Linked DNA regions of Mus musculus: regions 1, 2, 3 and 5 are each linked to region 4. The links are chromatin loops, found by intact Hi-C in ENCODE. Cell type or tissue: left cerebral cortex. All regions are shown on one strand. Region 1 holds the start of Gm34552 (a long non-coding RNA gene). Region 2 overlaps Syt16 (synaptotagmin XVI). Region 3 holds the start of Snapc1 (small nuclear RNA activating complex, polypeptide 1). Region 4 overlaps Prkch (protein kinase C, eta). Region 5 overlaps 1700086L19Rik (RIKEN cDNA 1700086L19 gene).

Region 1 (5,000 bases), 610 kb after region 4:
CTCATTCCAGAACTTACCTGACAATTCACAAGCATATTCAATTCCAGTTTAAAAGGATTCACTGCCCTCTTTTGGTCACCAAGAGTGCCAGGCACACACATGGTACAGAGACATCCATGTAGGCCAAACATCTACATACATAAAAAATGTTTAAATATTGCAGAGTGTGCAACATCACTTTTGATATTATCAGCTGCCTAGCCTAGCAATGTACAGCTCAGAGCTGCCTGTTTAGTCTGTAAGTCTGGGCATTAGGATCGGATTCCAACAAAACCATTCCTGGCAGAGGATCGTGTCGAGTATTCAGCTAAGAATGGGCCAGATGCTGAGCTAACTGGGTAGACCATTCTAGAACATATAGCTTGTCTCATTTATCCCACTAAATTAAAAGATGCCCAGCGAAAAGTGGAAATGTTTCCTGAGGGTCAAGGTCATGGTATAGGGCTGAGCTCAGCCATGGAGGGCATTTACTTCCTGTAAGATCCTGGATTTGTCTCTAATAGTGGAAAAAAAAATTAATGGTTTGCATGCCACTTTGCTGGGGCTTCCTCTTTTCTGCCTCATCTAGAGAGCCCAACCCTAATCTTCTGAGGAATGTCATGTAATCCTTGACGAAATTACAAGCTCGCCTTCCTGGAATGACTCTCCATGCAAATGAGGTATCCCCCACCCCAACCTTAAAGCTTAGCTAGGGAAAATTCACTCTAAGAAGAACCTCTTCTTAATCTCCAAGGTGTGTGTGTGTGTGTGTGTGTGTGTGTGTGTGTGTGTAATGAGAGCTGTCTTCTAAAAGAGCTGCAACCCTGAAGCTGTAATGTAACACTGAAATCTTTGGAGGAGGCTCGCCCCCCTTCCCCCCCACCCCCACCCCTGCCCCCAGGATTTACTGACAGACCAAGATCCTACTGACCCACCTGTTCAGACTTCCTTTCATCCTTTCCCACCTGGAGTGCATCAGGGCCTGGGCACCCCAAGGAAGAGTTGGAACTCAGAACTTGGCTCTGCTCCATCCTCCCTGCTGGTGTGCAGCAGCACCTGGACACCCCAAGGGAAGACACACACACACACACACAAAACCCAGAGCCATATAGGAGAAGGTGTCTGCCTCCCTACCTGTCTGCTATGCACGTGAGCAAATGGCAGGGAACATGTGACTGCATTGGGGCCATTAGTGTAACAGCAAGTGAATGTCTGCAACAAGGTAAAATGCTAGGCACAGCTAAGAAAAAAAGGGGGAAATGACATCTAGTGGTTTTGAAATGGGGATAGAAGTTTATTCAGTCCAGAAAAGAGCAGGCTGTGCCAGATATACCCATGTCCTGAAATAGCTGGATATGAAGAGACCACCTATGCTAGGACAGGTCTCAGCTCTGATGCAACTGGAGGGACCTTGATGCGTTTGTCACTACCTAAGATCCTGAAACTGCTTGGGTACAGCTATGTGTATGTGTGTGCATGTGCCTGCATATACTGCACAGGGATATGTCTGAGTATGCACACATGAATGTGTATATATACATGTTTACATATTGAGGCATATATTATATATATGTACACATGCTTGTGTATGTGTGTGCGTGTATGTATGTATATATATACATACATATATATATGCACATATGTATGACTGTGCATATAAATATATATGCACAGTCAGTATATATATATATATATATATATATATATATATATATATATATGCACAGTCAGTATGTATGCATGTGAATATGCCTGTGTATACAGTTTGGTGTGCATGAATGTCTGTGGACACATGAGTATACAAGTGCACATGAACTTGTGTGTGCATGCGTGGACATGTGAGTGTAGGTAGACCCAACATGTGATTTCTTTGTTCTTCTTTGTTTCTTATTTCACAGATGTCTTCATCTTATTTATCATTAAAATGATAGTGTTTTTTTTTTTTTTGTGTGCAAGTTTTTGGAAACCTGTTTTCTTATGGGAAAGAGAGAAGTGCATACTCCCTAGTAGTAATATTGGTGTGTGTGTGTGTGTGTGTGTGTGTGTGTGTACACGCGTGCACGTGCCTCTGTACGCATGTGTATGTATGTATACAGAAACCGTAGGGACATCATAATTGCTTTACCAGTTATTTTTCTCTTTTGTGTGTGCACCCTCGTGCATGAGCTATGTGTGTGCCTGTGTGAGCACGGGTTGTGAATCAGGTCACAGGACAATCTTGGCAGTTGAGCCTCACCTGCCACTTAGACACAGGGTCTCTTTGTGTCCGGCTAGTTGGCTTTGGAGCTTTCCGGAATTCTCCTACTCCCACCCTCCCCAGGCAAACATTGTCACTCCAGGCTTTGCTAATTTTTATGCACGCCCCCCCCCGCCCCCCCCCGTCCTTCCCATCCCCTCCCCCCCTCCGTCGGTCCCTCCCTCCCTCTTGTGCACACTCTGGGATTGAACTGGGGAGTAAACACTTTACTGATCAAGCCCTCTCTTCAGACCTTCCTTTGGGCTTTTGTGTGTGCACGCGCTCTTCTGTCTCAGGGCTCTTTTTTTTTCCCCCTTTCCTATCGTAGCTACTGCTTTTGCTTTCCTGGGACTAAACCCTTACCGTGTGCTGAGTTTACCAGTCAATTTAGAAATTGTTGGTAGAAATATATTCCAAACTGTGAAAAAAACAACAAACAAACAAACAACAGCTCAAGTGACAAACGAATCGCAGAATTGTCGCTGGATTCCGGTGAGCTGGGTGGGGCTCCCACAATCCCTCAGGAATCAGGTTTTTCTCTGCTGCTAAGCAGCTTCCTTCCTCCCTGCTTTCTCTGAGCTCCCGTATCTGCCCCCTTGTGGCGGCAAGAGGCATCATAGTTCCAACCTTAAAGGTCTTGCCACTCTTCCCAGGATCCCCTTTAAGCTGAAACCAAGTTTGGAAACTGCACAATTACGTGCGTCTATGGGCCAGGGTGGGCGGTTACCCGGGGGTGTGGTGTGGTGGTGGTAGTGAGAAGAAGTAATGGGGAGGGAGTGGGGGCAGAGACTTTGTGTGTGTGTGGCCCGGAGGGCAGAGTTTGGTATGTAAATGAATAAATAAATGAATAAGAAAAAAAAAGTTTGGAACGTGAGTCTCCAGGGATCATGAATCGAACTGAGAGCTCATCTCTAAGCACACGAGAGCAAATGATCTCACTGGCTCAGCCTTAAGGTATGGATCCTTCTTGGAGCAGATGTCTGGCAGGTGTGGGTGGGGTGGGGTGGGGTGGAGGACTGTTACTAAGTAACAGTCCCTGGTAATGGTGTCTGTCATCTCAACTCTTTCATCAGTAGGCCATTTACCCAATCCTGGTGACTCCTGGGACGATGTCTGTCCTGTTCTTTAATGTAACACTCATTTCTTGCATATAGTTAGTAAAAAGATACTTTTAAAGAGAATATGTAGAACCAGTTGCCAATTTCTCCCAATTTAACCTTATATCTTTTGTGGTGATTATAAAATGGTGGTGGTAGGTATCTTGAAATTACCTGTACAAACTTTTAGACTGAAAACTTTACAGGGCTCCTCTGCCATCTCACATGACTCCATATAAAATGTGATTCTTTGAATAGTCGGTCAGCCTCGTTGCAGCCTGACTTTTAGCCTTTCCCCACTTGCAGTGTTTGTGTTCTGTGAATCCAGCTTCTGAGACTTTCCTCTCAGCATCACAAAATGCCAATATCTAATCATGGCCAATCAGCAGTGACAGCTTCCTTAGGCATCCAAGGTGTTGGGAATTGAACTCAGAGCCCGAGTGACCTTCCCAGAATGCAACAGTACAGAGTATGGTGAATGCTGATTCCTTAGAGCCTATATTGCAAGTTTTGAGAGATTAAATGATTGGAAGGTCAGTAAAATACTATGATCTTCCTAATGCAAATAAGCAACATAAGATGTCACCATGTATAATACTAAAAAGTATAATGACACCACTAAAAACATACTAATGATAAGAAGAAAGAATTTAAAAATTTTGGGTAAACATCCCCGTCCCTAGGGTTGGAGGCCTGGGAAGATCCACCCTGCTCCGCTAGCTTGCTGAGCTGTCTTGCAAGTTTCTTTGGTGTGATGTTGGAGAATGCTCCTGTCACCAAGCCAATTGAGACAGAATGGCTGTCCCTGACACATGCAGAGCTCAGGATAGGGCTCAGTGCAATATTTCATCCATAGGATGACTGTATTTGAGACATTAGTATAACAGAAAATGATAGTCTACATTTCAGATGGGGAACAGGATAAAATACTAGGCATGCTTTAAAAAAAAAACAAAGAGGGAAAAGATTTCTATTGCCTTTGAAATGGGGATAGAAGTTTATGCAGTCCAGAAAAGAGCAGGCAAGGGCACAGAATTTAGGAATAGTGGGCAGGTGTCAGTGGCCACAGGAAGCCCCAGCTGTGCCAGATATACCTACGTCCTGAAATAGCTGGATATGAAGAGGCCACCTATGCTAGGACAGGTCTCAGCTCTGATGAAACTGGAGGGACCTTGATGCGTTTGTCACTACCTAAGATCCTGAAACTGCTTGGGTACAGCTATGTGTATGTGTGTGCATGTGCCTGCATATACTGCACAGGGATATGTCTGAGTAGGCACATATGAATGTATTGCACAAATTACTGCATGTATCTGTAACATGCCTGTGGATGTGCAATTATATGTGCTTGTGCATGTGCACAGTGTATGTGTGAATGTGAATACACTGTGCATGCAGTTCTCTGTGTATGAGTATCTGTGGATACGTGAGTGTATAAGTGGATATGTGTGCACATGAACATGTGAATATGTAAACATAACTATGTGTGTTTGGGACATGTGAGTGTAATGTTTACGCTTGTATGTGCATTGGAATGTTCATGTATTTGTCTATGGGCATGTGCATGTTGTCTCTGAGGACATGTGGATCTGTCTCTCCTGGAATAATTTGGTTATAAATGAAGGTCTAGAGTTGCAATAAAGTTATGTAACTATAACTTTGTCACACAATATATAACACAATATACT
Region 2 (5,000 bases), 300 kb after region 4:
GGGCTGGAGAGATTGCACTTCAACTAAGTGTGTATTCTGCTCTTCTCAAGGATCCAAGTTTAACTTCCAGCATACATTTTGGGTGGCTCACAGTCACCTGTAACTCCAACTCCAGGGGTTTCAACACCCTTGTCTGGTCTCTGAGGGTCTCTGAAAATACCCCCTCATAAACACACAGACACATATAATTTTCAAAAATAAATCTTTAAAAAAGAAAAACATTCAAGACACATTGTATGAAAGTCTTGAGTAAATAGAATATTACTAAAAAAAAAAAAAAAGAAATAAAAAGAGTAAACTCTCCAGGACAGCAGGCATGCTTTGAGTGGTTGGAGATAGCTAACTGAAGTGTGCCCCCAGAAGTCTCGGGCAATCCTTGGGCTGCTGGATCTCCAGAGGTGTTGCAGTAAGTATTCTGTATCTTAAGGAGTTTCTCTGGATTGCTTGGGTTGTTCCTGGTCCATTGCATGGATGCTCATGAGTCACCGTTGCCTGGTCCATTTAGAAGCCGATTGCTGCTAACCCACAGGCAGGCAGTCTCTACCAGCAGTCATTCCTCCCCACTCCCCTTTCCATTTCCCAGCAACCTGCAGCTACTTTATCCTCATCTTTTCAACTCCATCAGCAATGTCTACTCCTCTCAGTGTGGAAGGAAGTGAGTGAGTCAGGGCAGGAGGAGGTAAATGCGGAGCCCTAGCAGGAAAAGTTGGATTTTTACTGCCAGATGGGTGCTTGACACGTTCTAGTAGAACGTGTAGACTCTAAAAGAAAGTTGCCTGAGTGCAAATAAGTTCATTATTGAGTAAAACTATCTTCAATCCCAGTAATGACTGAGACAAATGATGACAACTATAACTTTAGGCAAAGAGGTAGAAAATTACAGCAGACCTGGAAACTTGGACAATTCATTGGTGGTGCTGTCTTCTGCAGAAAACATTGTGTTCTAATAAACACCACAGCAATAATCAGTTCAAGCAAGAATCACCTGTGGCTCCTGAACACGCGTGTAAAGGGAGCAGTGTGCTGCTGGCTTTATGTCAACTTGACATAAGCTAGAATCATCTTAGAGGAGGCAACTGCAATTGAGAAAATGCTGCCCTGAGATCTTCATTAGTGATTGATGGGGGAGGGCCAGACCCATTGTCTATTGGATATCCCGTGTTGGTCCTGGGTTCTATAAGAACGTATTCTGAGCAAGCCATGGAGAGCAAGCCGGAAAGTAGCACCCCCTCCATGGCCTCTACATTGATTGGCTCCTGCTTCCAGGGTCCCGCCCTGTTTGACTTCCTGCCCTGGAGGATAAACAGTGATATAGAAGCATCAGCAGAGTAAGTCCTTTTCTCTCCAACGTGCTTCTGGTTGTGGTGTTTCATCACAGCAGAAGAAACCCTAAGGCAGTGGAATACCTAAACTCTTAGAAGAATTCCCCCACCGATATCTTGCTAGTTGTAAAAACAAAATGGTAGTTTTATAGTGGAGGAACCTGAGATACATTATCTTAAATAAAGAATTGCAACAACCTGCTGTCCTGATAGGAAGCTCTGGGGAAGGACAGGGTGCCGCTTACCAAAGATGTACGACCTGATTCTAATCACAAGGAGACGCCATTTAAACACGAACGGAGGCACATTTGTAGATATTAATGTCACGGGAGACTGCGGAGGCTTTATCCATGCTAAGGAGACAGCCAGGGCAATGGAGGATTTGAGGTTAAACCCTAGATCAGGAAGATCAATGCTGTAGAGAACAGTGTTGTGTTTAAGTATCCCATTTGCCTTGGGGCTTCTATTGCTGTGCTGAAACACCATAACCAAAAAGCACTTTGAAGATGGATCATGTTAATATAGGAGGCAAATAGCATCAGTGTCAAGTTTCACAAGTTTTATGTTTTTATTACATTTATAAGTGGAATGCACTTCTTGTTAGGGGAAGATGACATACTTAGGAAGAGGGGGCATCTATCTGCAACTAAATCTCGTGTGTTGAGGAAACACAAATATCTATGTACATGCGTGTTTATAAGTATGTGCGCGTCACATGAGCAAGAAAGGGCTAATGCAAGCGTAGCAAGATGTCACTTGGTAAGACTAGCGATCTCTTGTTCTTGCAATTTCTCTGTAAGTTTTTTTTTGTTTTTTTTTTGTTTTTTTTTGTGTATCCTAGCTACTCTAAACTAATGTTTCAGAGTTTAATTTTTGAAAGGTTCAAAGTTATGGACTCCTAAATTTGGTTTGGCTCTTTATTATGGAAAACGTTATATGCACTGAAATATAATGGACCCCCATGTACCCGAGTGCCTCCGTATTCACAGGTTATCTTTTTACATCCATTGCCACACTCTTAATTAATGCAGGTGTTTAGAAAGCAAGTCCAGACATGGTTACATTAGCTGTTGAGGGGTCAGTGTGCTGTGTGCACATCTCCTTTCTGTACTGGGCTTATACCTAAGTGACACTCAGACAGGTGGCAGCCTTTGGGGATGGTTAGTTAGTATGATGCGCTAGCAGCAAGAGGCCTGGGAAGTTCCGTGCTGTGGGATACATGTGTTCAGGTTTCAGCGTGACTAAGGCTTCACAGGTGTGAGGGAAAGGTCCGAGAGGTTGCTGGCTCTTGCCTTGTTTTTCAGTCTCCCACTTCTGCTTTTTAAACCAAGATGAAATTTGAGAAGAAAACATACGGAAGGTCTGGAGACAATATTCTGAGCCGATTAACTGAGCTGATGTTATAGTCATAAACCATCCTGGATGTTAATCTGCATGAACACGTTCCCGTGCTATTTGAGTTCGATGCCACTTGTTTTAATTTCTGCTTGGCATTTGGAGTTGGTACACACTGACACTTTTTCACGACTGACTTGACTCTCTAAATGAATATGGAACGTGTCCTACGTGTTTCATAACAGCATTGGGCCAGCTCCTTTCAGAGGGCTAGGCTTCTTCCTGAATATGGTAGGTTTGCACGACATTCACTCTTAGGTCATTACAATGTCGTTTCGTCCCTAACTGCTATTTACCATCATGTATTGATAGACATGTGCCTGAGATTCCATTTAGCAATGGCTATCTGGACAATAAACCAGACAGTGACAGCTCTTCCTAGGACAGTGGCTCTCAATCTTTCTAATGCTGTGCCTTTTTAATAGTTTCTCATGTTATGATGACCCCCCCAACCATAAAATGTCTTTGCTACATCCTATCTGTAATTTTGATACTGTTATGAATTGTAGTATAAATAAGTTTGTTTTCCGATGGTCTTCAGTGACCCCTGTGAATGGCTTGCTTTTAATCCCAAAGGGGTCGTGACCCACAGATTGAGAATCCATGCTCTAGCGATTGAGGGAGGAATCTGAGGCACACTATGAAGTTCTGCATGGGACCCTTTCTATGAAGGATGCTGCACATCTCGTGTTAGGCAGTTTACAGTTGATGATGGATGCTATCCCTTTGGAGTGGATTTCTTTTTTAAATCGATATCAATTTCTAGTTTTTAGCAGCATAGATTCTCATATTGTCAGAGTGTGATATTCTTTGGATTCTTATTTTAGGAATGCAGCAAGTCACACTTTGTAGTTTGACTCATAGTGGAGTGAAGGTTAAGATTTAAAAGATGATTTTTTAAAAAATCCAAACCCTGCATAAAAACTTCCCTGGTTTATGTTGAGAGAACAGTCTGAACACAAGCTACCGGGCACCGGGTTTTCAGATGGTGTGATTGAGGCATCTCAGAAGCCTGGGTGGCTCAGTCAGGTGTGATGCAGTGGAAGGGACCTCCACTTGACTTCCGAGGTGTCTGAGCTATGAGCTCTGGCTTTGGCATTCAATGGGTTGATTATTTCAGGTAAACTGCCTTCCTGGAGGACCTTGCTTACTGCATTCCTGGGAGCTACAAGAAGCAAATGAGGTGGTGCAAAGTTCCTGTCACATAGTAGGTGTTAAACAAATATCTGTTTGTTCCTTTCCTACAAGACACTTCCCATAGCTTATAGCTAATTTCATAATACCAATCCAGAAATAGGGTACCAAGTGATTAATTCTATTATTGTGAGGAATATAAAATGAAGACCAAATGTTCTGTTCAGAAATATAAGACTCTAGAACAAACCACGCAAGGTGCCGAGCTCTAGATTTTTAAATAGAAGCATGAATTATAGTGTTTTCTTCTCCCCTGACCGTTGTGTTGTGTAAGTACGCTTGTCGTGGGTACCGAATGTGTGTGCACTTACGATGCATGTGCTGTTGGACACAGATGCTAGTGACCTTGAGAAAGTTCAGAGCCCAGAGTTCCTGCTCCCAGCTTCTCTTAGTGATGGAGTGGGGCTCGATAGTTGTTAAGATGGAAGACACCCGTTCCTCCTCGAGGTGCTATTAGTTTTATCGCCGAGATAGATACCCTAAGACAGACACTTAGTTTGACAGCTGAAATATTCATTCACTGCCGAACTTCTGGATGATCCTCATGATGCAAAGTCTGAAAGATGAATTTGAAAAAAAATTATTAGGTTCTGTTAAAGTTTTGCGTATACTTTATTTAATTTCTGTGCATTAATTTATATCCATCAAATTAAAGTGACATTGGATAAAGAAAATTCATTAATGATGAGGTTCTTGGGGAACTTTAAAATTTCAAGGTACCAAAGGGCTTTAGAACATACGTTTGAGAACCACTCTCTTCCCCTATGGAAACGTGGTTGAGATAAATCTCCCTTCTGCTTTTCAAAAACCTAGATCTGGTTGTCCACGCACCTTTGAGAAGGAGGGAGGACTATGACTCAGGAATAGATTTTATGGGGGACCTGGCTCTTGGTTTTTGGAAGGGGCAATACTTTTCTTTACAGACAGATAGATATTCCAAATTCCTATCTCCAGCTCTCTGGGAAGAGGTTGTGTGCAGAAGCCATCGATATTTTGTGACTGTCGGTGGTGAGGAGTCTGTTAGCACTCCACACCCAGAACAGAATCTCTTTACCACAAGGAGATGAGGTGGTTTCCAAGCCCAGAACC
Region 3 (5,000 bases), 260 kb after region 4:
CCTCCCCCGACCCCATCCACACCTGCACTGAGCACAGCACACCTACAGCAACATGTATCCCACGCCTGCTGGCAAAAATAAAACAATGCCATTTTTAAAAAGAGAAAAGAAAAAAGAGAAAAAGAAAAACTGGGTCAGTAAGACAATTTAGTCAGTGAAACTCTTGCAGGGGGAAAACTGAGATTTGAGTTAGAAATCCCAGGATCCCTGTACAGAAGGCGAGAAGTGACTGCCTGAAAGTGTGCTTTAGTATCCACGTACATGCCATGGCCACCACACACCCCTAAAAATAATGCCAAAACAACAACAAGAAGTTATGATCTAACACTCACCCCCAGAATAGCTGTAGCCATTTTGTTCCATGCCTGCCAGCTATTTCATAGTGTTGCTATAACATGCCTGCCAATCATTGACACATAGAAGTGACTGGGCTTAAAGCAACGACATCCTGACCACATACCCTGTTTTGTTCTGTATGAGGCTTGCTAATCTTAAGAAATTCTACAAAACTTTATGTAGGACCCATCAAATCAAAGGTCAATCTGAACTGTTATGTCTAAAATATCTTGAGTCAGAGCTGAGCAGTTGGCAGTCCTTCCTGCACCTATGTATGAGCTCGTGGTGGTTTTTGTGGCTGACACTGAAGAATGCTACTAATAAACCCAAAGTTAAGAGTATAACATGCATGCTCTGTTATCTCAATGCTCTGAAGTTTCCCTGTTCACCACCCTGCTTACTGTACTCAGGACCAAAGAGCTTTGCCTAGGAAGCCAACTGCTCGCCTCCTTGCCCTTTAAATGTCTGAAGCTGATTTTTCCTATAAAAAGTCTATCCTGAGAGCAGTCTAATACTACAGTTAAGCTTCTGAGTCCTTTTTGTTGTCCCAAACATTCAGTATGAAGATGTCTGTTCAATAAACTATTCTTACTTAAGATCAGTGTTTGTATGGTTTGGGAGGTGATTCTTGAACCCCAACACACACACACACACACACACACACACACACACACACACACACACACAAACACACACATACCCCTAAGAGCTCCATCATTTGCGTTCCTCCCAAGGCAATAGGGTTAACTAACAATCAACTGAAGTCCAAATAAACTCTCTCTCTCTCTCTCTCTCTCTCTCTCTCTCTCTCTCTAAGGTTTCTCAATGTAACCAGCCCTGGCTGTCCTGGACTCAGATTGTAGACCAGGTTGGCCTTGAACTCACAGAGATCCACCTGTCTCTGCCTCCTGAGTGCTGGGATTAAAGGTGTGCACCACCACCATACCCAGCTAACATTTTCTTTTCTTTTTTTTAAAGTAAATTGTCTTAAGGATTTTTGTCACAGGAAGTAAGCTTTAAAGTTGATATGAAAATTCAAATTTGATTAAGTCTTCTGTATTTTGTCCTTACAAAGTAGGTGGAGATGTGATTGTAGTGGCTTTGTTTATGATAGCAAAATCTGGAATTTATATAAACTCCAAGAGGGAACTGTGGGCAAATTGTGTATTAATTCAACAAAGTATTAGTGTTAATTCAACAGTGAAAATAGGAACTATGGCTGCAAATAGCAGCACAGATACATCTTGAATGTTTAAAAATATTTTGAAGAATATGAGTTGTAGATTGCAATTCTATTTTCATAAAATTAAAAATCAACTATAGCTGGGCGTGGTGGCAAACGCCTTTAATTCTGCACTTGGGAGGCAGAGGAAGGCGGATTTCTGAGTTCGAGGCCAGCCTGGTCTACAAAGTGAGTTCCAGGACAGCCAAGGCTATACAGAGAAACCCTGTCTCAAAAAAACAAAAAAAAACCCAAAACAAACCAAAAAACCCACTACAACTAAAATATATGTATACACACTGGACATCAACTTCTGGCCTCCACATGGGCCAGGAGGTGTGTTCATGAAAACACACACACACACACACACAAACAAACCATTACAAACAATAAAATAAATGCATCCATACAAGCACATCCCAGAATACCTTTTCTAAAGATTAGTGTGCCTTCAAAACAGAAATACAGTTCAAATACAGAATGCTAACCCGTAACAAGCCCCTGGGAGAAGCTAAAAAGTGGGATTTCTAGAGAGCTACTTTAGCCAAACAGTATATCAGACAGTGTGCTAGATTGTCAGAGGCAACAACGGTAGGAAACAGCAACTGCTGCCCAGAGTGGTTGCATATTACTTGGAGAGCCACAAATTAATCACTCAAGTAAGCATAGACTGTAGGGGATCTTGGCAATGAGGAAGAACCACGGGAGTTCCTTCCCTAACAAGTTCTCTTTAGATCATCTTCCCACGTGGAGGGAGGTTAGGGTGGTTGCTACTGTAGAGTCACTTTAAAGAAGACTGGCAGGCTAAGTGTAGTTTACATAAGTCAGGAGGCAATGAAGACCTCAAATCCTTTTGGGGGCTGTTAGTTGAGGCAGAGGCAGGCGGATTTCTGAGTTTTAGGCCAGCCTGATCTACAGAATGAGTTTCAGGACAGCCAGGGATATACAGAAAACCCTTTCTCGGAAAAAAAAAAAAAAAGAAGAAAGAAAGAAAGAGAGAGAGAGAGAGAGGGAGGGAGGGAGGGAGGGAGGGAGGGAGGGAGAGAGAGAGAGAGAGAGAGAGAGAGAGAGAGAGAGAGAGAGAGAGAGAGAGAGAGAGAGAAATCGAGTCTTCATGTCCTATTGATTAATAGTTAGCAGGCACTACTATTGTTTTATCTACCTACTTATCTAATTTGAAGGTCTTATTTATTTATTTATTTAGAGGGTCTCTCTATGTAGACCTGAAACTCGCTGCATACACCGGACAGGCTTGTAAATCACAGAAATCCTCCTGTCTCTGCCTCTCAAGCACTGAAATTAAAGGCGTGTATCACACCAAGTTCGGCTTCCTAGACTAAAATCACCTTGCATTTACGCACGCGCAAGAAGCGCCACAGGCGCCAGGTAAGACCCGGATGAAGGCGGGGCTTGAGGTCCCGGATAGTACGTCACGGAGTGCGCGTACGTGATGTGACGTGACTGGGGCGGTGCTACAGGGCCTTCTGGGCATTGGGGAAGCCGGGTCCGGGAGAGAGTGAGCATGGGGACTCCTGCGGGCGCCGGGACCCGTCCCACGGGCGCTGGAACTGTTGAAGGCGTGGGGATCCCTCCGGGCCTGCAGACTGACTACGAGACGCTGCTCAGCCGCTTCCAAGAGATGGACAGCGTGCGCTTCGAGGACTTCACGGAGCTCTGGCGCAGCATGAAGTTCGCGACCATCTTCTGGTGGGTGTGCCTCGTCCTCCTACCCTGTCTCTCCTGTGGGGAACGCAGCCTGCATCCCCGACCTCCGCCTTGGCGGTTTCCGTGGGTCGCCCTTGCACTCTGCTGGCTCGGCCCTCTGCATCTCCACCGCCTCCATCCGAGGCCAAACCTCCTCCAATCTTGATTGCCGAATGAATCCGCGGTTAGAAACAAAGTATTCCCACCGACACAGGGTCCTCTACGAACGAATTCATTTAGCATGCAACAACTGACGTTGCAAGTGCAGGTTTGAATCTCTGTGTATCGCCTTTAGTTGGATAAAGCCTAGATTCAAGCCAGTAGCTGCCTTTACCTCTGTCCCCAGCCTCATCTCCAGTGCCCACACCTTGCACTCACTCTCTTGGCTCGAGTTGCTTTTGGTACTCCACTGGCGTTTCCTAGCCTGGGAATTTTCCATCTCCTTTTGCTTGTCCACTTCGTCAGTCATTTTTGAACCCAAATGACAGTTCTTTAGGGAATTCTTTTGGCCTTCGGGACTAAGTGAGAGGCTCGAGTTCTGTCTACCCCCAGCACGAAGGGCTTATCTCACCGTCTAGAGTATATTTCATAATTAGAGACGCAGTCTTGGATAACGGTGAAGAGTGGAGATGATGGGTCTTGGGCATCAGGATTTGAATACAGCTCTCCAGTCCCCCTCCCCCAGATCTGAGACAACCCTTTTTGTCTGTAAACTAGATCATGATAGTGTGGGAATTAAATGAATCAATATATTAGCTGGTTCGACGTGTGAAATTAATGTTCAGAGTTATTACTACTCTTTGATTTCTCCCTTAGACTGAACTTAGTGAGAACAGCCATGTGATTAATGTGGTATTCCTTACTTGTTTTTGAGACTTGCCCTCATTGTGTGTAGCTTTGGCTGGCCTGAAACTTGCCGTTATACCAGACTGGCCTTGAGATCTGCCTGACTCTTCCTTCTAAGGTCAGGCATTCACCACCTTGCCCACGTTTGAATACGGTGTTTGTATTAATTACCATACCATATAAATTCTTGAAAAGGGTAAATGATTGAATGGAATCTTAATAGATCTTTTGTTGAATAAAATAGAACTTTTTATATTATTGATTTAGACTATTATGTAGATTGTCAGTTATTACAAATTAAGGTGTAAATTACTACAGGTGATGAAATTAACCTGCTCTGGGGCAGCACTCCTCTAAGCCCAGAATGTGGGGAGAATGCCCAGAATGTGGGGAGAATGCCCAGAATGTGGGGAGAATCAAGGCCAGGAGTACAAGGCCATCCTAGCTACAAAGAGAATTCTGCAGGAGACACTGTCTCAAAACCCCAAATAACAACAAAAATTATTTATTGTACAACTGATATTTTATGTAGCTAACTGTAATGGATTCATTATCTAATATACTTAACTTAGAGCTCTGAAAAGCTGGTATAAGTGTTCCATGTTTTAGAGATTAGAAAATTGAAGCTTATAGCCGGGCGTGGTGACGCACCCCTTTAATCCCAGCACTTGGGAGGCAGAGGCAGGCGGATTTCTGAGTTCGAGGCCAGCCTGGTCTACAGAGTGAGTTCCAGGACAGCCAGGGCTATACAGAAACCTTGTCTTGAAAAAAACAAAAACAAAAAAAATAAAAAGAAAGAAAATTGACACTTAGAGGAAGTTAATTTTATCAAGTGTGGTATCAGAGGCTTATTAATTAGAGCGATCAAGAGGCAGGAGAATTGCAAGTTTGA
Region 4 (5,000 bases):
TGGGCTTTGGCCGGCTGGATTGAAGTAACAAGCATGCTGTGTATGTGTGCTGTTGGCGTACATGTATGTGGGGGGACACCGGACCTTCTCACATGTACCCACACTCTCAAGCCTCGGGTCTCCCTCATGCTCCCTCCTGCTTTGCTCTAGGTGATGCTTGCCAGGATAAAGGAGACAGGAGAACTGTACGCCGTGAAGGTGCTGAAGAAGGACGTGATTCTGCAGGATGATGATGTAGAGTGCACCATGACTGAGAAGAGGATCCTGTCCTTGGCCCGCAACCACCCCTTCCTCACCCAGCTCTTCTGCTGCTTTCAGACTCCAGTGAGTATGGCTGGGTACTCCCCACTATGAGTATGACAGGTGCTCCCCCTTCTATCCTAGTGACTATGATGGTGCTCCCCACCTCACAGCCTCCTGTCTCACAGAAAGAGGAGATATTAGTGAGGTGTTGAAGATGTCACGGAGTTGCCTGGAATCGGCCCTCAAGGCATTGCCATGTCTGACAACCTGGGCACAAGTGATAGGGGCTAATACATTAACCCCTTCCTTCATGCTGTCCCATGAAAGGCTCACCTTGAGGGCTGTGGTCCCTGATTTTGAAAAGGTCTTCATATATAAGTTTCCTGCAGTAGAGCGGTTACAGAAGTCTGAGGGTAGAGTCAATGTCATGAGTTATCTTGGCGAATTTGGCTATGGTTCTTGTCCTAAGTTCTGAACAGCCTTGAACCCGAATGAAGGAGTCGAGAAGTGGATCTAGAAGGACCCAGAAAGAGCACCTTGGTTTGATTCATCCCAAGATCTTGTTCCTGTCCATAAAGTTCCTCTGCCTGGTGCCTTCACTAGTCTTGGGATTCGATGGGTTAAGAGTAGCAATCTAGGATGCCTTTTGTTGCAGTCCGTAGAATGCTGAGCTAATGAGAGTTTAAACAAAAATCATGGTGCCCTTGGTTCAATAGGATGAGTGTAAAGTCTGGTGGTGATCACTAGGATTGGATCTGTGGCCCAGGGCCATTAGACATGTCTTCTACTTGGTAGCTCACAGTATTTGATGAACCTTTACACATCACACTTTCACAGGACAGCATCCAAAACAGAGGTCATGGGGTAGCATGGGCCACTCTTCTTCCGTGGTCTATTGGGTCATCTTTTTTTAGCAGCAGGAGCTGGGAGAGGAGATAGCTCACCAAGATGGAGCCAATGAATCAAAACCATCTTGCACTAACTCTGGTCCATTCTCTGGGCCAGGTCATGCTGCCGCCTTTCTAGAATTGGGTCCATACTTGGGCTTCTCTAATCAGCAAGAAGGTGACCTCTAAGAAAGCATCCATCCAAGTTCCAACAGGTCTTCCAGTCAGATTTCCTGTCAGATAGGTCAGGTTTTCCTATTGTTTGGGAGACTGAACCTGGTTGTGCCCTTGGGGAAACACACAGCGGCACCCCACCTTACTGGTGATGGAAATTAACAGCTAAGCTGAGGCGAAGGTGAGACTTCGATATTGCTGGCAAAGAGAATGCTTCCCACAGTGGGTAAACAGCTCCACAGAGCTAGGCTGAGGCGGAGCATCCATTGTGAACGAAGCTCAGTGAGGCTCTAAAGCTGAGGTGGTCTTGACTGTGACTGCACAGGACTGTAACTTCAAAGACCAGGCTGTGGAATGCAGCAGAAAACCTGGGAAGAAACTAATGTAGAGGAATGAAGGGCCAGGTTTAATCACAGAAAGCCAGCTTCTTTAATTGACGGCATGTGCATCCTCCACATGTCTGTTCTCTCTGTCACAGGAAGCCTTTTAAGGAGTTTTTGATGCATAAAAGATGCACACCACCCTTTAAAAAAACACAAAATCTGGAAAGTCCTGCAGAGATTGCTCAGCAGTTGAGAGCACTGGTTGCTCTCCCAGAGGACTCAGGTTCAATTCTCAGTAGCCACACGGTGCCTAACATGGTCTATAACTCCACTCCCAGGAATGCTAATGCCCTCTTGTGGCCTCTGCCAGGTACCAGACATGCATGTAATGCACAGATATAAATGGAAGTAGAACACCCATACACACAAAATAATTAGAAAAATTAAAACGCAAACAAGACTGAACTTCGACTATGACTGCACTAATTTTTAAAAACACAGTAACAGTTAAATCTTGGAGGTTTTATCATATTGGCATACATCTAGCTGCTTCATTTTTAATAGCTGTAGAGTATTCTGTATTAAGAACATATTGTGCCAAGCACAGTGGATTATGCTGTTAATCTCAGTTCTTGGGCTTCAGGGGCAGGCAAGCAAACCTCTGTGGTTTCAAGGCCAATCAGGCAGCCAAGGCTGTATATTTAGACTTTATCTATCTATCTATCTATCTATCTATCTATCTATCTATCTATCTATCTATCTATCCATCCATTCATCCATCCATCTATCCCTTGTCTCTGCGTGTACGTACGTACGTGTGTGTGTGTGTGTGTGTGTGTGTGTGTGGTTAATTACCTATCTGGTTTTTTATTTCAACCCATCTTGCCACAAGTCCCCGTGTACTTTCATTTTTGCATGTTTATAGAGCATTTCTACGTGGCATATTATTGGAGGTAGTATTGCTCAGGAAACTCGAGCATTTAAGATTTGGACGGAGTCCAGTGGTGCTTACCTCTATGGTAGTTAACATGGCGGCTGACATTTTATGGTCTGCCTTCTAGGCACTGTTCTGACAGCTTTGTGTGTACTGTCGTATTTAATCTGTGCAGTGACCCTGTGCAGTAATAAAGTTTCAGTGGGCATAGAGATTCCTAGGACTTACAGCTGAAGTCTTCATTAGCATCCCTGGTGGTTGTTTTTTGTTTTTGTTTTTTTCCCCCCTCTTCTATTAAAGGTCTGATGTTTGGCCACAGGGTGGCAGTCGTGACTGTAAAGTGGCCTTGATTTCTCACCACCTGAGCAGTGACAGTCTGGAGCATTTTTAAAGGTTGTGGGTTACAGGTGCTGGCTCCCAAACAAAGAAGGAGGGGAGAGGAATGCTCTGACCTTCAGGTTAGAGGGTGAAAGGAGTGATGGGAACCAAGAAGCAAATGAGTTCTTCACATGGCCAGGTAGAGACAGGGTCTTCATTTCACTCTGGGAAATTATGGGACTCAAGTGTTATTCTTCCATCTGGAAATATCCTCCATGTCTACCCCTATCTCCTGTAAAGCTGGCTATAAAGGACTGGAAATGCTAGTCACTACGAGGAACGGTAAACTTGGATGGCTCTAGCTACTTGACTCTGCAAGCCATGGCCCCTCAAGTGAGGAGTCGGGTGCTAACTGTGGCCTTCTGTCCTCTGAGTAGCTCATCTAGTTAGGGCACTGGAGTTTTCCCCAAATGGCCTGGCAAATGACATTTCATTGGGAGAGTCCATGTTCAGTAACGTGAACTCCCTCATGTCTGGCCCTGTGGAATCTCTATTGCTGAAGCCCAGAGATGGGAGGAGCTCACTAAGGTCCTCTTGGCTTGGTAGTGTTGGAGACAGGGTTCAGGTATAGGCCAGGCTGACTCTGACCCATGGGTCATGTGCAGTCTCACATCAGCTACTGAAGCATCTGCCTGGAGAGATGGAAAAGCATTGCCCTTGGGACTGTCCACTCAAGTTCTCTTCGGTGACCCTAGGTCGAAATGCTGAGTCTGTTGTCAAAGTCTTTTCTGCGTTTCTCCAAGTCCTGGTCTCAGAAGTGAGACCTCTGTGAGGATCCAGTGGGAAGGTAAAGAGACTGACTACTCACAGGTCGGGGCCGCAGCTAGCTGCCCGAGCCTCGGTGGATGACGCCACAGCCATGTCCATATGGGCACACTGCTGGAGTTAATGGATTATTGGGGAGGGAGATTTGAAGCTAGAAGAAAAATATATTGAGGGGCCTGGTGAGAGGGAATGGGAAACAGATATGGTTAAAATGCATTGCACACGTCTATGGAATTTTCAAGGAATAACAATTCTTTTTAAAAGCTAAGGCTGTTCCGTGATGAACCCACTTCCCCACACCAAGCAAGGGCAACGTCCCAGAGCTCCCCCCTCTAAACCATAAAGTGGGAGTTTAGGAGCTCCTTCTGTTCCTACCAAAAATAAAACAAAAAGCAATTTTCAAACACTAGATACTTTATCAAGCTTTCTGCATAGGTTAAAAATCCCTAAACTCTTTGGCTCATATCTCTCCTTAAATGTTACTGTTAGAAATAAGTGAGAAATCGCAGACCTTCTGATAGCGTCAGGAATTCCAACACTTTGTGAGTAATTGTCTTTATCTTCACCTGTAAAAGCTGTTAGGTCTGCTGGTTTTATTTTCATTGTGTAGCCAACAGACACAATACAATAATACGATAGATGTTGTATGTAAAGATGCTTGATTTGGGTTGGTGAGGGGTGGTGGGTAAAGGCACTTGCCTTGAGCCTGATGGCCTGATGAATTTGATCCCTGGGACCTACAGAGTGGAAGAAAAGAACCAAGTCTCTAAAGTTGTCCTCTAATTGCCTTGCATCTGCTGTGGCATACATGCATTCACATATAAAGACACACACACACAAACAAATGAATAAATGAATGTTTTTAAAAATGCTTAAACCTTAAAGATGGTTAATATATATTATTAGTCCATTGCTGATAGTCTTTGATTGACAGCTCCCTAGCTCCTACCCTCAGCCCTGGCATCCATCCTTTGCTCCTGGGAGTTCTTTAGATTTGATTTTCTATGCCTGGTTTATTTCACTTAATCTTCTCCAGATCCATCTGTGTTGCCACACATGCCAGGGTTTCCTCCCGTCTTAAGGTTGAACGATGGCTCATTGTGTATCCACCCCACATTTTCTGGGTCCATCCATCCATATCTCTGTCCATCCAGCCATACGATGATAATGTTGCCGTGAACAGGGCGTGCAGTTCTCTTTTCAATCATCTTGCTTCTGACTTCAGACTTCTTGGATATAAACCGAGCTTGTGGAACTGTTGGTTGGATCATACGCATATTCCATTTTAACTTTTGA
Region 5 (5,000 bases), 590 kb after region 4:
TCTCTTCTGGGCCCTGGTTTGCTCCTCCGTGCTCAAAGGAGGCTGAAAGGCACGGCCAACGCATAGCTGCCAGCTCAGAAGATTTTGAGTTTTAATCTAGCAAGTAACAGATGTAGCAACTTACGTTGGTTACAGGCTTTAGCCTCAAAATGGCTAAAACCATCCTCCAAAAAGTGATGTGGAAAACATTGCAAAGAGCCAGGCAGCTAGCATTGGAGGGACTTGCTAAACTGACAGCAGTTGCAAAGGTGCTCAGCAATTCACCAGTGGGGGGGTGGGGGGGAGGGTGTTCCTCAAGAACAATAAACTGAGTGACTAAGAGCCTTCCTTGCCCAGGAGGAACAGGCTCAAGTCTAGACCTCTGAGTATTTGCTTTGTATTTTCAGGGTCTGTTGCATTCTATATTTTAGTGTAACTTCTGGAATATAGTGACCCGGAATCAGTCAATCTGTCTGTCTGTCCATCCATCCATGCATGCATTCATGAATTCATGCATGCATCCATCCATCCATTCATCTATACATCATCCATGCATCTCTCATATATATATATACATATATATATACATATATATATATATAATCTCATAGATATAGATAGAGATGATAGAGATAGAGATAGAGATAGAGATAGAGATAGAGATAGAGATAGAGATAGATATAGATATAGATATAGATATAGATATAGATATAGATATAGGTGTGTATATATTGATCTGTTAAATTGAAATAGCTTCCCTGGAGGATCAGTGGGGAGTGGAGGACAGAACAGTAAATTTGACACCTGGTGCTCCAGGCTGCAATTTGCAGTCCATCGTGCTGCTCTCAAATGGCTACATACTTAAGATGGCAAAGCAAGCCAATATGTAATAAAGGACACATGTATAGATGGAAACAATGTTGCTTACGGCAAGGCTGTGCTTCTAATTTCCAAGTCTTTCCTCACTCTTCCCTTCACTAGAGTAATTCATTAGAGTTTTCCAAGAAACATTGTGACCTGCCCAAGTGCCAGTGTTAGCAATAGGCACTGATCCTCTTAAGGTGAACCTGGGGGCTGCTGTTGAAAATGGACTTTATTCTTTACTGTGTAATTACAATGTGAGTTGGCTTTGTTCATGGTGCAAAAAAAAAAAAAAAAAAAAAAAAAAAAAAAAAAAAAGAAAGCACTCAAGCTGATAAAGGGAGGCTGACTGAAATCACAATAACAATATCAATCAACCCAGTTGTTTGGGTGTCAGTTGATTGGCTGAGTTCAACATTTAAGGCCTGCTAGTATAGTTGCCTGGTGCTGTAACACTCGGGATATCAAAATGTGTTCTCAGGTTAGCTGGCATAGATCTCAGTTGGATTTGGTGCAAAAGTTCCCCTCTAGACCCACTGGAAAGGTGAGTGAAGGGCCCAGTAGTTAAGAAGCCCTACAGGAGATTCTGGTGTGTGTTAACATTTGAGAACCACTGTTAGATCAGTTAGTCAGACAATTAATTAAAGAGGAATAGAGGACGTCCATGGCTCAGCATGTGCTTGCTGTATAAGCAGGGGAACCTGGGTTTGGAGCCCAAGCACCCCTGTAAAAGCCAGGCTGTGGTAAGGACCTATAGTCTGAATGCTAATAAGTTGAGGGCAAGAGGCTCCCTAGGGTCACTGGCTAACTAGTCTACTCAATTGTGAATCTAGGTTCAGTGAGAACCCCTATCTCAAATGAGTAGGGTGGAGACCAATCATGGAAGAAAACCCATGACCTCTGGACTCTGCTTGCATGTGCACATACCTGTGTACACCTGTATGTAGACGTACACAGACAGGAACCCATACACACCCATATACTATACACACACACACACACACACACACACACACTACATGTTCACATGCACATGTACATGTGTGCATGTACACAATAGGAGTCATTATTACAAGGGATAAGCAAAAGCTTTGTTATCTAGTTATCTGATGAATAGCTTTCAATGTAACCCTAGCAGTCTCTGTATCTTAAAAAAGAACAAACAAACAAAAAACAAAAACAACAAAAGAAAAAGAAAAGGAGAGCAAACTGGGTTTGGGGGGCGGATGCATTTGTTTTATTTATTTGATCGGTTTTATTTTTTCCCCCTAACCCTTTCAAGTAAGTGAGAAATCGACATAAACTGTCGTTCATCAAATCCAGGAACTCTGCGCACGGAGCTTCAGTCGCGTGTCCTTATCGTGTCACCTTCTCCTTTTGGTCAGATGCACACGTGCTTTGAACCCTGGATCCCTTAATAAAACACACGCCCACTAGCTTAGGGGCTCTCTTGGGTTTTTAACCCACAGTGACAGCAGTGAGGTTTTGGGATGCTTGAGGTGAGGTATGTGGCTTTCCTTACTGGCTCGGGAAGAGCATCCAGCTGCAGGAGGGAGGGCTGTGTGAAGCTAGGCCGGCGTGGCTCCAAGATGAAGGAAACACGACACAAAGCATGTTATTGAAGAGCACATTTTCAATATTTAAGCCTGTAAAAGCTCTAGAGTTTAGAGGAAAAGCATCAAGTGTCAGTGTAAATTTATTAAGCCTACATGTCTTTATATGCTAATTATTTTGTGACTCATTGGGTTCTATCAGAACTATTGGGTTAGGGTGAAGTAAACAAAGTTCAAATGTAAGCTTGCTTTCCCTCTGGACTGCAGAGGTCGAGTGAATACCAAAGGGGACTAGGTTTTCTAGTTCTCTCTGTTTTGAATTGGAATCTGTTGTGTTGGGAGTTTGATCTTGCTTCCATTCTGTGGCCACAGTGCCATCTAGAGTACATTCTGGGAACTCCTTTGGAAATCCGCGACCTCTAAATTGTTTTTCCTTAAAGTCAGAATCCTCAGCTGCAGTCGTATTTTCAAGGAGGAAACAAAGGTTTTCTACTTTCACATATTACACTGTGTCTTAGTCAGGGTTTCTATTCCTGCCCAAACATCATGACCAAGAAGCAAGTTGGGGAGGAAAGGGTTTATTCAGCTTACATTTCCACATTGCTGTTCTTCACTGAAAGAAGTCAGGACTGGAACTCAAGCAGGTCACGGAGCAGGAACTGATGCAGAGGCCATGGAGGGATGCTCCTTACTGGCTTGCTTGCTCAGCCTGCTCTCTTATAGAACCAAGATTACCAGCCCAGAGATGGTCCCACCCACAAGGGGCCTTTCCCCCTTGATCACTAATTGAGAAAATGCCTAACAGTTCGATCTCATGGAGGCATTTCCTCAATGAAGCTCCTTTTTCTGTGATAACTCTAGCTGTGTCAAGTTGACACAAAACTAGCCAGTACACACTACAATCAATTTTATATATATATAATTTCCTCATTATTAACCTCAATTATGCTAAATGTCAGGACCATTATATCAATTAGTTAAAATTTGTTTATTTTTGTAATTGTATTTTAATTACATTTCCCCCTTCGTTTTCTTTCCTCTAAACTCTCCCTCCCACTCTTCTTCAAATTCATGGTCTCTCTCTTTATCAGTTGTTTTTGCATGACGTATATGTATTTGCATATTTCTCTATATAGCTCTCTTAGTCCACATGATGTCACTTGTGTTTCTATTTTCATGGCCAGCACATTTGGCGCTGGACAATTGGGGTGCTCTCCCCTAGGGAGGATGGTGACTCCTACTCCTATCGTTCCTAAGTTGCCTGTAGCTCTTTGTGTAGGCTTAATGCCTCTTGGGCTTCTTTCTGTCCAGTTTGATCTGTCTGTCTTTGCTCAGCCCACATCTGGGCAGTCATGTCGGTGAGACTTTGTGTGTAGCTTCCGATGTTACTAGGAGACACAATCTCTGACTCTCTTTCTACCCCCTGTTCTGCAATGTTCCCTGAGCTTTATGTGTGGGCACCTCTTGTAGATGTGTCCTTTGGCTCCACAACTCTACAATTCGATGGGCTGTGGTTTTCTGTAATGGTTTTCACTTGTTATAAAGAGAAGTTTCCTTCACACACAAAATTAAACCTCACTTGAACTTGATTTCTGGAACTGCACAAGGAAATGGTCATAGAACCCTAAACTCGACCATCTATTTTGTGTCTCAAATGGCATTTCTCCGCCAGTAGTATTGTGATCTTAAGACAATTGCCAGTTGTGCCAGACTGTGCTGTTTGGTGAACAGGTGGAAATCTCTGGGGTGGCTGGGTTTCTGCTTACAAATGCCCTCTATATGATGAAATGCTCTTAGCCACAATGCCACCTGACCTTTCTCCAACTGTTTTTCTGTTTTAGCTTATCCAAGAGAAGTCCTATCATATTCATCAACAACGTCGAAAGTAGCCTACTTTAAGAGAAAATATGCAGAAGAAGAAGATCTACATCAAGATTCCCATGGGTATTTTCCAAAAGTAAGGCTTTAATTTTTCTCCCAAGTCTCCCTCCCGAATGTCATTGGTAGCACAAAGCTCTAGTTTTTTAGTGTCCTGTGTGTGTGGCGAATAACGGTTCTGTTTGCTTCCTAGCACCTGATATTACCGGAAGACAGGACTTGTATCCTCAAACTTTCCCTAGAGAAGCTCAGGTTTCTTGAAGACCCAGAAACCTACCTAAGAAGGTCTGTGTTAATTAACAATTTGCTGAGGAAGATACACCTAGAGACGGAGAAAGAGAGCTATGAATACTTCAAGGAAGCTCCCTGCTATAAGACTGCTTATTCTGATACGAGAAAACGGCTGAAGTTTATGGTACAGGAGTGCTGTTCCCAGTCTCTCTACTATGAAGAGCTGCACTCCTACCACATTGTGCCTTACACTTCGGAGAGTACCATCTATGGGATGGGCTACACTGGTGACCACTTGGAGCAAAATTCTCAGTTGCTCATTTATAAAATGAATTAAAAAGTAACTGTTAAGTTCATTGATATTCTGTTTCTAAATGCCTGAACTGTTTATAGTGAAGATGTTAATAGAAAACCCTCATTACCAGTGCACTTGATCTCAGTGATGAGATGCATGCTGAACCAAGGGGAGAGGATAATGGGTATTACCCAGCACCCCCT

Evidence for each region. Hi-C counts contacts between places; a loop is a spot of excess contacts. Peaks named below come from ENCODE experiments on the same cell type or tissue, not always from the same donor. Only the 100,000 strongest peaks of a DNase experiment are listed, where the experiment ranks them.
Region 1: a loop joins it to region 4, with 12 times the contacts of the local background. A loop is called at or near these places in 5 of 42 quality-filtered maps.
Region 2: it touches region 4 in a loop (4-fold over the local background); 32 of 42 quality-filtered maps call a loop at or near these places.
Region 3: a loop joins it to region 4, with 5 times the contacts of the local background. A loop is called at or near these places in 3 of 42 quality-filtered maps.
Region 5: it touches region 4 in a loop (8-fold over the local background); 30 of 42 quality-filtered maps call a loop at or near these places.

Annotation. Positions count from the first base shown.
Region 1 is chr12:74,314,378-74,319,377 of GRCm38, forward strand. Gm34552 (a long non-coding RNA gene) reads right to left here and starts at 2,785. Exons shown (of 3, transcript XR_872825.2): 1 at 2,579-2,785; 2 at 915-1,035. In left cerebral cortex, CTCF peaks have their summits at 65 (motif pointing left) and 2,814 (motif pointing left); DNase peaks (open chromatin) are centred at 132, 2,258 and 2,765; H3K4me3 peaks cover 878 bases; H3K27ac peaks cover 575 bases.
Region 2 is chr12:74,000,036-74,005,035 of GRCm38, forward strand. All of the region lies in intron 1 of Syt16 (synaptotagmin XVI), which reads left to right. Among named protein-coding and RNA genes, the nearest start is that of Syt16, 4.8 kb to the left of the region's middle. In left cerebral cortex, no CTCF peak of the experiment used is centred here; DNase peaks (open chromatin) are centred at 2,826 and 3,500; H3K27ac peaks cover 1,693 bases.
Region 3 is chr12:73,961,482-73,966,481 of GRCm38, forward strand. Snapc1 (small nuclear RNA activating complex, polypeptide 1) reads left to right here and starts at 3,016. Exons shown (of 10, transcript NM_178392.5): 1 at 3,016-3,265. The coding sequence starts at 3,081. It also overlaps the pseudogene S100a11-ps. In left cerebral cortex, no CTCF peak of the experiment used is centred here; a DNase peak (open chromatin) is centred at 2,976; H3K4me3 peaks cover 1,992 bases; H3K27ac peaks cover 1,177 bases.
Region 4 is chr12:73,702,589-73,707,588 of GRCm38, forward strand. Prkch (protein kinase C, eta) reads left to right here. Exons shown (of 14, transcript NM_008856.4): 9 at 151-324. Among named protein-coding and RNA genes, the nearest start is that of Gm34189, 77 kb to the right of the region's middle. In left cerebral cortex, CTCF peaks have their summits at 2,014 (motif pointing left) and 2,881 (motif pointing right); a DNase peak (open chromatin) is centred at 2,903.
Region 5 is chr12:74,291,089-74,296,088 of GRCm38, forward strand. It overlaps 1700086L19Rik (RIKEN cDNA 1700086L19 gene), which reads left to right. Exons shown (of 4, transcript NR_030735.1): 3 at 4,235-4,350; 4 at 4,465-4,862. Among named protein-coding and RNA genes, the nearest start is that of Dbpht2, 3.9 kb to the right of the region's middle. In left cerebral cortex, a CTCF peak has its summit at 2,776 (motif pointing left); DNase peaks (open chromatin) are centred at 89, 2,774 and 3,679; H3K27ac peaks cover 1,514 bases.